Regions from separate parts of the Homo sapiens genome. Here region 1 is linked to region 2. The links are chromatin contacts, found by Hi-C or POLR2A ChIA-PET in ENCODE. All regions are on one chromosome and are shown on one strand. Each heading gives the region's core, a stretch centred on a gene start or an enhancer-like site at or near the end of the contact. The rest is flanking DNA. Distances are from core to core; before and after follow the strand shown.

What was found. A loop is a pair of places that touch in the nucleus more often than their neighbours do. ChIA-PET counts read pairs that join two places held with the same protein, here RNA polymerase II (POLR2A). Pooled maps may share reads with other maps.
Region 1: a loop to region 2 is called in a map with no recorded cell type, with 4 times the contacts of the local background. The contact joins two enhancer-like sites. A Hi-C loop is called at or near these places in 5 of 168 maps with a recorded cell type or tissue (CD14-positive monocyte, CD4-positive, alpha-beta T cell, breast epithelium and 2 more), 1 of 37 single-sample maps with no recorded cell type and 4 of 50 pooled maps. POLR2A ChIA-PET finds 5 or more read pairs at or near these places in 1 of 52 experiments (activated T-cell).

What each region holds. Positions count from the first base shown.
Region 1 is chr16:88,956,576-88,961,762 of GRCh38, forward strand. All of the region lies in intron 1 of CBFA2T3 (CBFA2/RUNX1 partner transcriptional co-repressor 3), which reads right to left. Among named protein-coding and RNA genes, the nearest start is that of CBFA2T3, 18 kb to the right of the region's middle. RefSeq lists a silencer at 228-373. Within about 2 kb of position 1,441, at least 3 of the 41 ENCODE cell types and tissues checked have a DNase peak (open chromatin) inside an H3K27ac peak, as active enhancers do; they include CD14-positive monocyte, where a contact is called at or near this core.
Region 2 is chr16:88,919,678-88,924,531 of GRCh38, forward strand. The region is part of intron 1 of CBFA2T3 (CBFA2/RUNX1 partner transcriptional co-repressor 3); the gene reads right to left. Among named protein-coding and RNA genes, the nearest start is that of CBFA2T3, 55 kb to the right of the region's middle. RefSeq lists enhancers at 2,023-2,102, 3,308-4,215, 4,216-4,854. Within about 2 kb of position 1,999, at least 21 of the 41 ENCODE cell types and tissues checked have a DNase peak (open chromatin) inside an H3K27ac peak, as active enhancers do; they include CD14-positive monocyte, where a contact is called at or near this core.

The sequences.
Region 1 (5,187 bases), core at 191-2,690, 36 kb after region 2:
ATTTGTCTAGAGTCACACAATACCGTGGCAGAGGGAGGCGAGGCTGGGACCCATAGGCTCTGTCTCCATTACCCCAACCTGCAGCTGCCCCACCTGGCCTGGTGTCTGTTACTGGTGGACCCTGCTGGCGGAGCCCTGGGAGAAAGAGGCGCTCCAGGCGTGGGCGGCGGGGGCTGGCATCTGCTCCTCGGCTGCTTTCCTGACCGAGTTTGGAACTGGACCGCATGGCCCTTGCCCTCCCTCTGTGCCTTCTCCAGGTGGCGTCACAGGGGCCTGCAGCAGCTGCACCAAGCCCGGCCCCTGGGGTTCTCAGCTGCCTGGCACCCTCCAGTCCACACTGTACTTTGCCAGGGCCTCTGAAATGCAGAGGCTGAACCACAGAAGAAGTGGCTCACCCGGAGACTGCGGCAGCCTGAAGTCGGCTGAACCACAGAATGAGTGGCTCACCCGGAGACTGCGGCAGCCTGAAGTCGGGGCCCTCTACGTCTTTGTCACGCTCTCTCCCGGAACAAAACCGCCCTTGGGCTTCAGGCCCCAGAGGTTATGCCCACGGGCAGCTGCCCAGCAGAACCATCATCACACGAGATTGGTTGCTCACTCCTCCCCCATCGACCCACTCCCCGGCATCTTCCCTCTCACCAAATGCTGCCGGTGGTTCTAACCTCACAGTCTGGACAGCCAGCTGATGGCCCCAGAGGTTCCTGGTCAGAAGTGCTGCCTTTCCCTGCCCTCGGGACACCCCCGCCCCCACGGCAGATGCCACTGCCTTTCAGGGCCAGTAGCAGACATGGCAGAGCACTCTCCGTGGGGCTGTCACCTGACTCGGGATAACAGTGCTACTCACACAGCACAAACGGGGTCGGAGCTTGCACAGAGACCACGATGCCCCCTCAGCCCAGGGAGGACGACGCAAAGGTGATAGCTAGTCCCTCCACCCCCAGACACATCCCCTTGCTGACCCCCACACCTGTCCTCAGTGTACATCTGGGAAGCCCAGAGAGGGTCAGTGGCTCACCTGAGACACACAGCTGTGGTGAGACAAGGTTCTCCATAGACTGTCAGCCGAGCACAGATAAACTCAAAAGCAGATGCAGTGCACACTTATTCAGACATAAGAAGGAAGGCAGGTCCGACACACGCTCCAGTGGGGATGGACCCAGAAAACACGGGCGAGTGGAAGAGCTGGACACAGGATCCCGCTTACACACAACACCGGAAAAGACAAATCCACAGAGGCAGGAAGCAGATCAGTGGTGGGCAGGGCAGAGGGAGGGAACGGGCCTGACTGCCCGTGGGCATGGGGTTTCTTTTGGGGGAAAATGTTCTAAAACTTGTTAGCAATGATGGTTGCACACCTCTGGGGCTTTGCTAAGTGCCACTGACTTGTGTACTTGAGATGGGTGAGTTGTAAGATGTGTGGGTTATACCTCAACAAGGCTGCTGGAAAACCACAGTAGACCCGGAACGAAAGTACCTGTGAGCTGCTCACAATCCCTCGCTCACAGAGAGGCCACGGAACTTTGTCAGCGCACCAGGGCAGTAGCGGGATGGGTGTCAAGGCCGTGCACACCCACGAGGCCGTAGGAAGCCTGGTCAGGCTGTCGGGGCCTCAGACGGCAGAAACCTATCCCGAGAGGAAAGGGCCCTGGGCACAGGCTATGGCAGAAGAGCTTCGAGAGCCCAAAGCTCCCAGGGAAGCTTTGAGCTTCCTCAAAAAGCTATTTTGAGCCTAAAATAGCTTCAAGAGCCCAAAGCTCCCAGGGAGAAGTTGAGGTTGATGTGGTCACCTCGAATGGGGAACTCCTCCAGGAAGGAAAGGAGAAGTTTTATTTGGGGTGGGGGTGTTAGAGTAATGCCAGGCGGGGCGGCGGGGGAAGAAGGTTCTGGGGCGGGGCGTTAGAGTGACACCAGGTCCCGGTGCAGCGCTCGTGAGTGCCCCACATCCCTGGGCATCACACGCGTGTCGTCTGGAGCAGAAGCTGGTGGAGAGGTGTCCTTCCTATTTCTCAGATGGGGAGACTGAGGCCTGGGTGGGGGCAGGTGGAGAAGCACAGTCGCCGCCCAGCAGCCCAGCACTACCTTTGGAGGGAGACAAACTCGCTCCCCCAGGGCCGGGGGCTGGGGGCCTCGGTGTGGCCTTTGGAAGGAGATGAACTTGCTCTCCCAGGGCTGGGGCCTCAGGGCCTCAGCGTAGCCCAGGTCTGCGCTGGCTCTGGGCTCTTCCCGCTGCAGGTGTGGGTCCCCCGTGGGCAGCTCTCACACCACAGGCCTGGCTCCCTAGGGGTATGGTCAGAGTGGGACCCTGTACCGCCTCTGCCGCCCTTTTCCCTTTGCCTCCATGGAGCGGGCCTGAGTTCCCAGAGGGCTGATTCCTCTCTCTGCCCCGACCCCTGGCAACCCTGTCAGCTGCTCATTCACCTAATAGACAAGTGCTGTGTGCCCGGGCTGTGCCGCACCAACCCAGGGCCAGGATTCAGAGGGGAACAGAGAGGAAGCCCCATCCTCGCGATGCCAAGGTCCCAGCAGCTGGAGGGGCAGCGCCCTGCTGATTGACGCGCTGAATCGTGTGCCCCCGTCCTTACTGGCAGGCACGCCACATGTGCTGTGTGCCATGTGTTCAGGTCTGGCCTGGGCCTGCTGTGTCCTGGTCTCATACACGCTACATGGACAGTCACATGAGCAGCTGCTGTGGCCGCGGACGGGTGGTGGGGACAGGGCATGACCCTGTTGGGGGAGCAGAGGGGTCTCCTTGCGGGAGAGAGTTGAAGTAGTCCTGGCGATGATGGTGGGCTCCCAGGAGAGGTGGAGGGAACACGCATGCACGCCCAGGGCTGGAGGCACGTGGGTGTTCAGGGCCTGTGAGGAGGCCCGGGCACCAAGGCAGCACCCAGCGCTTACAGAGCCTGCAGGTCTTGGACAGAGGTGCAGGCAGAGGCAGGAGGTGGCATGGGTCATACCACCTGTAAAAGCCAGGCGCAGTAGAGAATGTTCTAGAAATAAATGTGATGCTGCGATTGCCTGAGAGGGAACCCAGGTGCAGGAGAGGGAAGGTCCCGGGGAAACCCTCCTTTTCCTCCTCCTTCCTCCCAGCAGCTGGGAAAGGCGATGGAGAGAAAACGGGAGCAGGGCAGAGACGGTATCTGGGATTACAGGAGGAAAGGTGGCTCATTGTTTAAAAAGATCATTAAGCCTGTCATCCCAGCACTTTGGGAGGCCAAGGCAGGCAGATCACCCGAGGTCAGGAGTTCGAGACCAGCCTAGCCAACATGGTGAAACTCCATCTCTACTAAAAATACAAAAATTAGCAGGATGCAGTGACGGGCGTCTGTAATCCCAGCTACTTGGCAGGAGGCTGAGGCACGAGAATCACTTGAACGCAGGAGATGGAGGCTGCAGTGAGCCGAGATTGCACCACTGCACTCCAGCCTGGGTGACAGAGCCAGATTTTCCAAAAAATAATAATAATAAATTAAAATAAATAAATAAATCATTAAGGTTCCAAGGAAAGATGAGTCTGTTTCCCTCAGATGATTTTCAGTAGAAAACAGGCAGAGATAAGACAAAGTCCTTGATTCCCAGGTTTGTCTGCCCTCCCAGGACAGCCCACGAGATGTGAGTGGTATTGAATGACTCAGGCCTACACCTGCTGGGCTGGGAGGGCAGGGCACTCTTCTGCCTCAAGCTCTAAGTTCAATGTGGACGGCATCTGTGAAATGGGACTGCGTCACCTGCTCTGCTGAACTCACGGGGCCAGGTGCCAGGTCGACGGGGTTATGGGTGCAGAGGCTGTTTGAAGATAGCAGAGAAGATGTGAAGAAAGAAGTTTGAAAATCCTGGTGTGAGAAGGCCCTCGGGAGTGTCACATTTGAACACTATTGATTTGTGGACTGGAACCTACCGGAACGAATCCATTTGTCATGGGGCATAAACAGAAGTCGGCTGAGTGAGGCCTCCACAAGAATCTCAATTTTCCTTATGAAAAGAGGCTGGCCTAGTCTTTGTCCTCTGCCCCTTCTTCCTCCTTCCTGCCTGGAATGCAGACATGATGCCTGGAGCAGGGGCAGCCACTTTGCAGCCAGGAAACCATAAGCAAGAGGATAGTGAAGCTGAAAGAGCAGAAATGCCAGGTACCAGACAGTGTCGTTGTGGCACTGGCCTGGGCCACCCGCCTCTGGGTTTGGTCATGTAGAAACAAACCTTGTTTACACCCCCGTTAGGTTTTCTGTGATTTGCAGCTGACATAATCCTATTGGCTACAGGGATCAAATCCATCACAGGGAGGTCTGCCAGATTTTGGAGATTACAGATGCAGAATGCCTGGTTAAATTTGAATGTCAGATAAACGATAACTGATTTTTAGTGCATGTCCCAGGCAATATTTGAGATACGCTTACGATTTAAAAATTTGTTTATCTGAAATTTGACTTTAACTGTAATGCTATTCACTGATGAAGTCACAGAATCCAGAGAGGCTGTGAGACCTGTCTGAGGTCTCGCTGTGGGCAGGTGGTGGATGGGGCTCTGCCTTCTGTCTTCCACGGCCTCTCCTTGCTTTGATCCTGATCTGGTGTCTCTAGAGCTTTCTAAACCTGCTGTAACAGATCTGTAAAGAAGGGGGCCTGTGGATGCCGCCAGAGCCCGTGAGAGGTGGTTCCCAGACAGGGGGCGCACGGGGAGTGACGGAACCTTCTGTAGGAACTGACACACAGCACTGGAGATTTCCACTGCATAGTAACCGACACTCACCCCTGGGCATTCCCACCACATAGTGACTGACCCTCAGCACTGGGCATTCCCACTCCATAGCAACTGACCCTCAGCGCTGGACATTCCCACTCCATAGTAACCGACCTCAGCGCTGGACATTCCCACTGCATAGTAACCGACAGTCAGCGCTGGGCATTCCCACTCCATAGTAACCGACCCTCAGCGCTGGACATTCCCACTCCATAGTAACCGACCCTCAGCACTGGGCATTCCCACTCCATAGTAACCGACACTCAGCACTGGGCATTCCCACTCCATAGTAACCGACACTCAGCACTGGGCATTCCCACTCCATAGTAACCGACACTCAGCGCTGGGCATTCCCACTCCATAGTAACCGACACTCAGCGCTGGGCATTCCCACTCCATAGTAACCGACACTCAGCGCTGGGCATTCCCACTCCATAGTAACCGACACTC
Region 2 (4,854 bases), core at 749-3,248:
GGGACCCCAGTTACTTCTGAGCACGTGCAGTCTGGTGCATGTTTACTCTAAAAAGAAAGACAAGGATGGTGCCTACAAGAGGAACTGTTGGAAAGTCAGTGTCGCTCCACGTAATCCGTGGACACTGTTTCAATGCAGGTCTGGAGGCCGCATCAGACCCCGCCCCACACTGCAACTCCTGGGCCTCGGTTCCTTCATCTGCACAAAGGGGCCAATGATAGCGTCTCCCTGGAGAGTTACCTTGGGAAGCAGCATGAGAATTGATGAGAATTAAAGCGATTTACAAGTGCAGGCATACAGCAAGTGCTCAATTAGTGCCAGTCTGTAAACCAGCAGCTTCCCGAGCACTCTGCTCAAGGATTCAACCCGCTCCCTGGGGTGGGCGTTCCTGCCTCCCTCCTTCCCCAGATAGTGAAAGGGTCAGGCGGTGTGCGCCCGAGGCCTGCCGTCCTCCCACACCAGGGACTCGCAAGTCAGCTGACCAGTGAAGCTTGTGCAACGGTGGAATGTTCTAGGCCCATGCACTGACAGTCGCTGGAGCCCCAACTGGCTGCCAAGTACTTGAAAGGAAGCCCTATGAGGGGAGAACTGAATTTTACATTTTATCTTCTTTTTTTGAGATGGAGTCTCGCTCTGTCACCCAGGCTGAAGTGCAGAGGCATGATCTCGCCTCACTGCAACCTCTGCCTCTCAGGTTCAAGTGATTCTTGTGCCTCAGCCTCCCGAGTAGCTGAGGTTACAGGTGCCCACCACCATACCCGGCCAATTTTTTTTTTTTTTTTTTTTAAATAGAGACTGGGTTTCACCATGTTGGCCAGGCTGGTCTCGAACTCCTGACCTCAAGTGATCCGCCCACCTCGGCTTCTCAAAGTGCTGGGATTACAGGCGGAAGCCACCACCCCTGGCCAGGAATATTTCATCTTAATTAATTCAAACTCCAACGGCCACAGGTGGTGCATGGTGACGGAGTGGCAGGAGGCCCCACCACGCAATGCCAAAGGCACCAAAAGTGCAGGTGGACAAGGGCGGCCTCTGCCTCCCCGTGGGGCAGCCACACCTGCCTGCTCCTGGATTCTGCCAGGAGGACTGGGTCCCCAGCCCCTCCCTGCCCTGCCTGCTTGCCAGCCCCAGCTGGGTGGTCTTCCTCCAGCCAGGCCCACCTGAGGCTGCCTCCCGCCCTCCTGGAGGCCAAGCCCCTCGCCAGGGGGCTACATTAAACAGCAGGGCCAAACTCACTGGGGAGGCATCTTGGAGAGCAGCGGGACGGGTGTCTCCACAACCTGGAACAACACATCCTTTCTCTGAGTTTAAAGAAAACAGGCTGCTCTGGAGGCAAACCTTTTAAACAGATGTTTCCTCTTGGCGGAACCTCCCTGCTCCGCCCCCACCCTGGGCCTTCCCCCAGGCAAGGCCTGCCCGGCTCTCACAGGGCGGAGGCCTGGGGCAAGGGAGACCAAGTGATTTCAATTCTTTCTAGGAAAGGGGAGGAAAATATTTTTAAAAATGTGTTTTACAAGCCTGCCTCTGCCATTGTTGATGTAAACAGGTAAATTGTTTCCTGCCTCAATTAAAAACATCTGCCACATAAATGAATACCAATTAACTCATCCTGTTTTTAATTACTCTGTTAATTACACGCAGGCAGCAGAAAGGATGGGCGGGGGGAGCAGGGAAGCCGAGCCGATCCTCCGTGCCACGCCGCCCCACCCCAGCTTGGCAGGATCGGAAATGTGTCTGGCTGGTGACGGATGGGGTGGCAGGGAGGTGGTGGCACGTGGCCAGCCGGGATTTCCCGATCCAGGGCGGCGAGTGGGCCCCTCTTCCCGGGATCTCCCTGGGTGGGGTCCAGCCCCTGCCCCTCTCCTGCCCTCCCTCTCTGTCTGCAGCCCCCTGCTCACTTCTTGGGCCACATTTTGCTGGGGGAGGGAGGGGGGGCGGTTGGGGGGAGGCCTGGATTTTGTCCAGGAAGTTCTGCCTTAAGGCTGGGGTGGTAGGAGGATAAGAGTCACCCTAAACAGGACCCCTGGGAATTAGGATCCTGTCAGCTGCCATTTCCTGAGCCGTACATCCGCGGTGCCGGGGGACTTGCGGCTGCAGCTCCCTCATTTGAAGTTGCTTCCTCGGCGGCACCTGGGACGCCCCCCATATGCGCCATAGCCTTCGTGGTAATGACACAGTTTCTCGTTCGCTTGCTTCATTAAATGTCTACCTGGGGAATGGGGACGCCTCACCCCGTCTCACCCAGACCTCTCTGCGCGGCGCATTTTGACTCCCAGTTCACACGTGTCAAAGCTGAGGCCCACACAAGCAACTGCCTGTCCAGGGTTAAATCACTGGGACAGGCCAGGGTGAGCCGTGAGCCCAGGGCTCTGATTTCAGGGCTGGTGTCGATGCCACCAAACGTGTCGTGGCCAGGACATCCCGGGAGCTGGGTTCAATGGCTGAGGCTGGCCTGCGCCACACTTTGGGTGGGGGTACTTCCGGTCTAAGGGCATCTGAGGGTCTTCACCCAAGAGGGTACCCCATGCCTCCCTGGAAAACAGCCCCCACAGAAACTGTTCTCACCCTAGGTTTCTGCAGTCTAAGGATGCGGAGATGGCCAGACCTGGCTGGGCTCTCAGAGCCGGTCTAGCCAGAGTAAAAGTCCTGTCCAGCAGCAGGGCCTAGGATCCTCCCCGGGAAGACTGCTGCTGCCTTAGCAGGATTGAGGGGGCCGAGGGCTTCGGTGCACTCACCATGTCTGCCCCGGGCACCAGCGTGGGCGCAGTGGGAAGGGGCTGTATGGGCCTGGAGCATTAGATCCTGTCTGCCCTTTGCAGCACAGAGGAGGCAGGACCTGAGTCCCAGGGCCTGGCCATGCTGATGCCCGGGGCAGACATTCTGCAAGCAGTCTGCCTCTCCTATCCCACGCCAGGGCTATGCTTGAGGCCTTCCCGAGGGCGGGGTCAAGAATGCACCAATGCCCGGGACAGCAGCCAACCCACGCCTGTTCCTGGGCAAATCCCGCCTACAGGCCGGGTCCCAGCTTGCAGCCGTCGGAGGGTGGTGGACGGCCCCTTCCTGGAATCCCATCCCGACCTCGGAGACGGTGACACCACTGTTCCCGTGGCACAGGCTTTGCCCCTGCGTGGTTTCACATGGCCAACAAAATACTAACTCATTTAACCTCGGCAGCACCCCCACCCAGGAGGCTGTTCTGTTATATAATCACGATGAAAACATAAACCTCTCACTCTTCCCACCGTACAGATGGGGCAGCAAAGGCCCAGAGAGGAAGGAACTGCTCAAGGTGCACAGCGGACGGACAGAGCTGGGACCCGACCAGCTCTACACGGCTCTTTACAGGCCCCCAGCGCCCTCACCTAGCGCACCCCAGCTGCCTGCTCCCACCAGGTCCCTCCAAATACCCCACGTCTCCCCAATTCGCCAAATGTGGAGGGAGAGACGCGGGGGAGTTTGTGATGTGCTGAGATGGCACAGCAGGTTGGCGAGCTGGGAGCACAGCTTTGGGGTTTGAAGTCAGCGTCCACTGGTGTGGGCGAGTCCCCTGGCCTTGCTGGGCCTCAGCGTTCTCCCTGTGAAACGGGGGGGACCCGCACCCCCTCCTCATCGCACAGAGGAGGTGAGGATTCGGCGCTTCTGCCCACTGCCCCCTGCCTGCCTCCTTTTCCAGGCAGGCCACCAGGCTGAGCTGCTAGTTGCCTTGAGGTTTCCTGAGCTGCCAGGGACTTGCACAGAGACCTCAAGCTGAGTGGGGGCCTCTCAGACCTTTGGCCACCCATGTTACCCGCCACATCCACTGCCACCAGAAGGGCTGTTTGTTTGGGGCCTTTGAGACAATTTCAGCAACAAATGCACTTCCTGCTGTGTGAGCTGGGGAGCAACTGAGCCGTGAGGGGGCAGCTGGGGAGCAGCTGGGTTGTGAAGGGGCTGCAGGCTCTGCACAGCCCAGTCCTGGCGCGCAGCACAGCTCGGGGAGGGAGGCCAAGCTGCGCATCCTCCGCAACCCGGCTCACACATGTCGCTCCTGCTGTCAGGGTGGGAAGGCTCCGACATGGAGGTCGGCTTTGGAACTCGGGCTCTGGGCTCCTGGGCTGGACACCGGCACCGTCTAGGTTGGGGAGGCTCTGGGAAAGACCAGAATGCCGAACCCACCCCCGAGGACCGTCCTCTCTCAAAGGTGGGGCCGGGGGAGGAGCCCAGTCAAAGGTGAGAGGCCAGGCTCACTGGCCAGGACTTTGGAGCATAGATCACCACAGTGCAAGGACCACGAAGACCCTGGGATCTCATGCTGAGGGTGCACAGCCCGGCAAGGGTGCACAGCGACCCAGCCATGGTTACAGCAAAGACCGCGGGTGGAGGTGGGGGCGTGGTCAGGCAAGGTCACAGCAACCCAGCCAGGGCTAAAGCAAGGAGCCAGGGTGGGAGGGCCGCGCCTGCTGGGCTAAAGCAAGGACCCCTGCGGTGGGGCGGGGCAGGTGGTGGTCATGTCTACCCTGGAGGGGCTACACCTGCTGGGCTGAGTCCCAGTGAGCCTGAGTGAAGATCTGCCCTCTCTGGGCCCCGCCTTCCTTGCTATTCCCTGGGAGCTGCAACGGCTGTGCTGACGTGGGGCACACTGCGTGCCTTCAGGACCGCTCCAGTCGCCCTGCACAAGCTCCGCCCTGGCCCTGCCTCCCTGGGGCCGCCGACCACAAGGAGGCTAGACTCTGCTGAGACAAAAGGAGAGGGACCCGGGGTCCAGGAAGGTGGGGAACGAGGCTCTCGGGGGCGATGGCTGGGATGGCCTTGGAGACGGGTCCAGCAATGGGCAGACACAGGCCAGGGGGAGAAGAGCGGGCGGAGGGCCCAGTG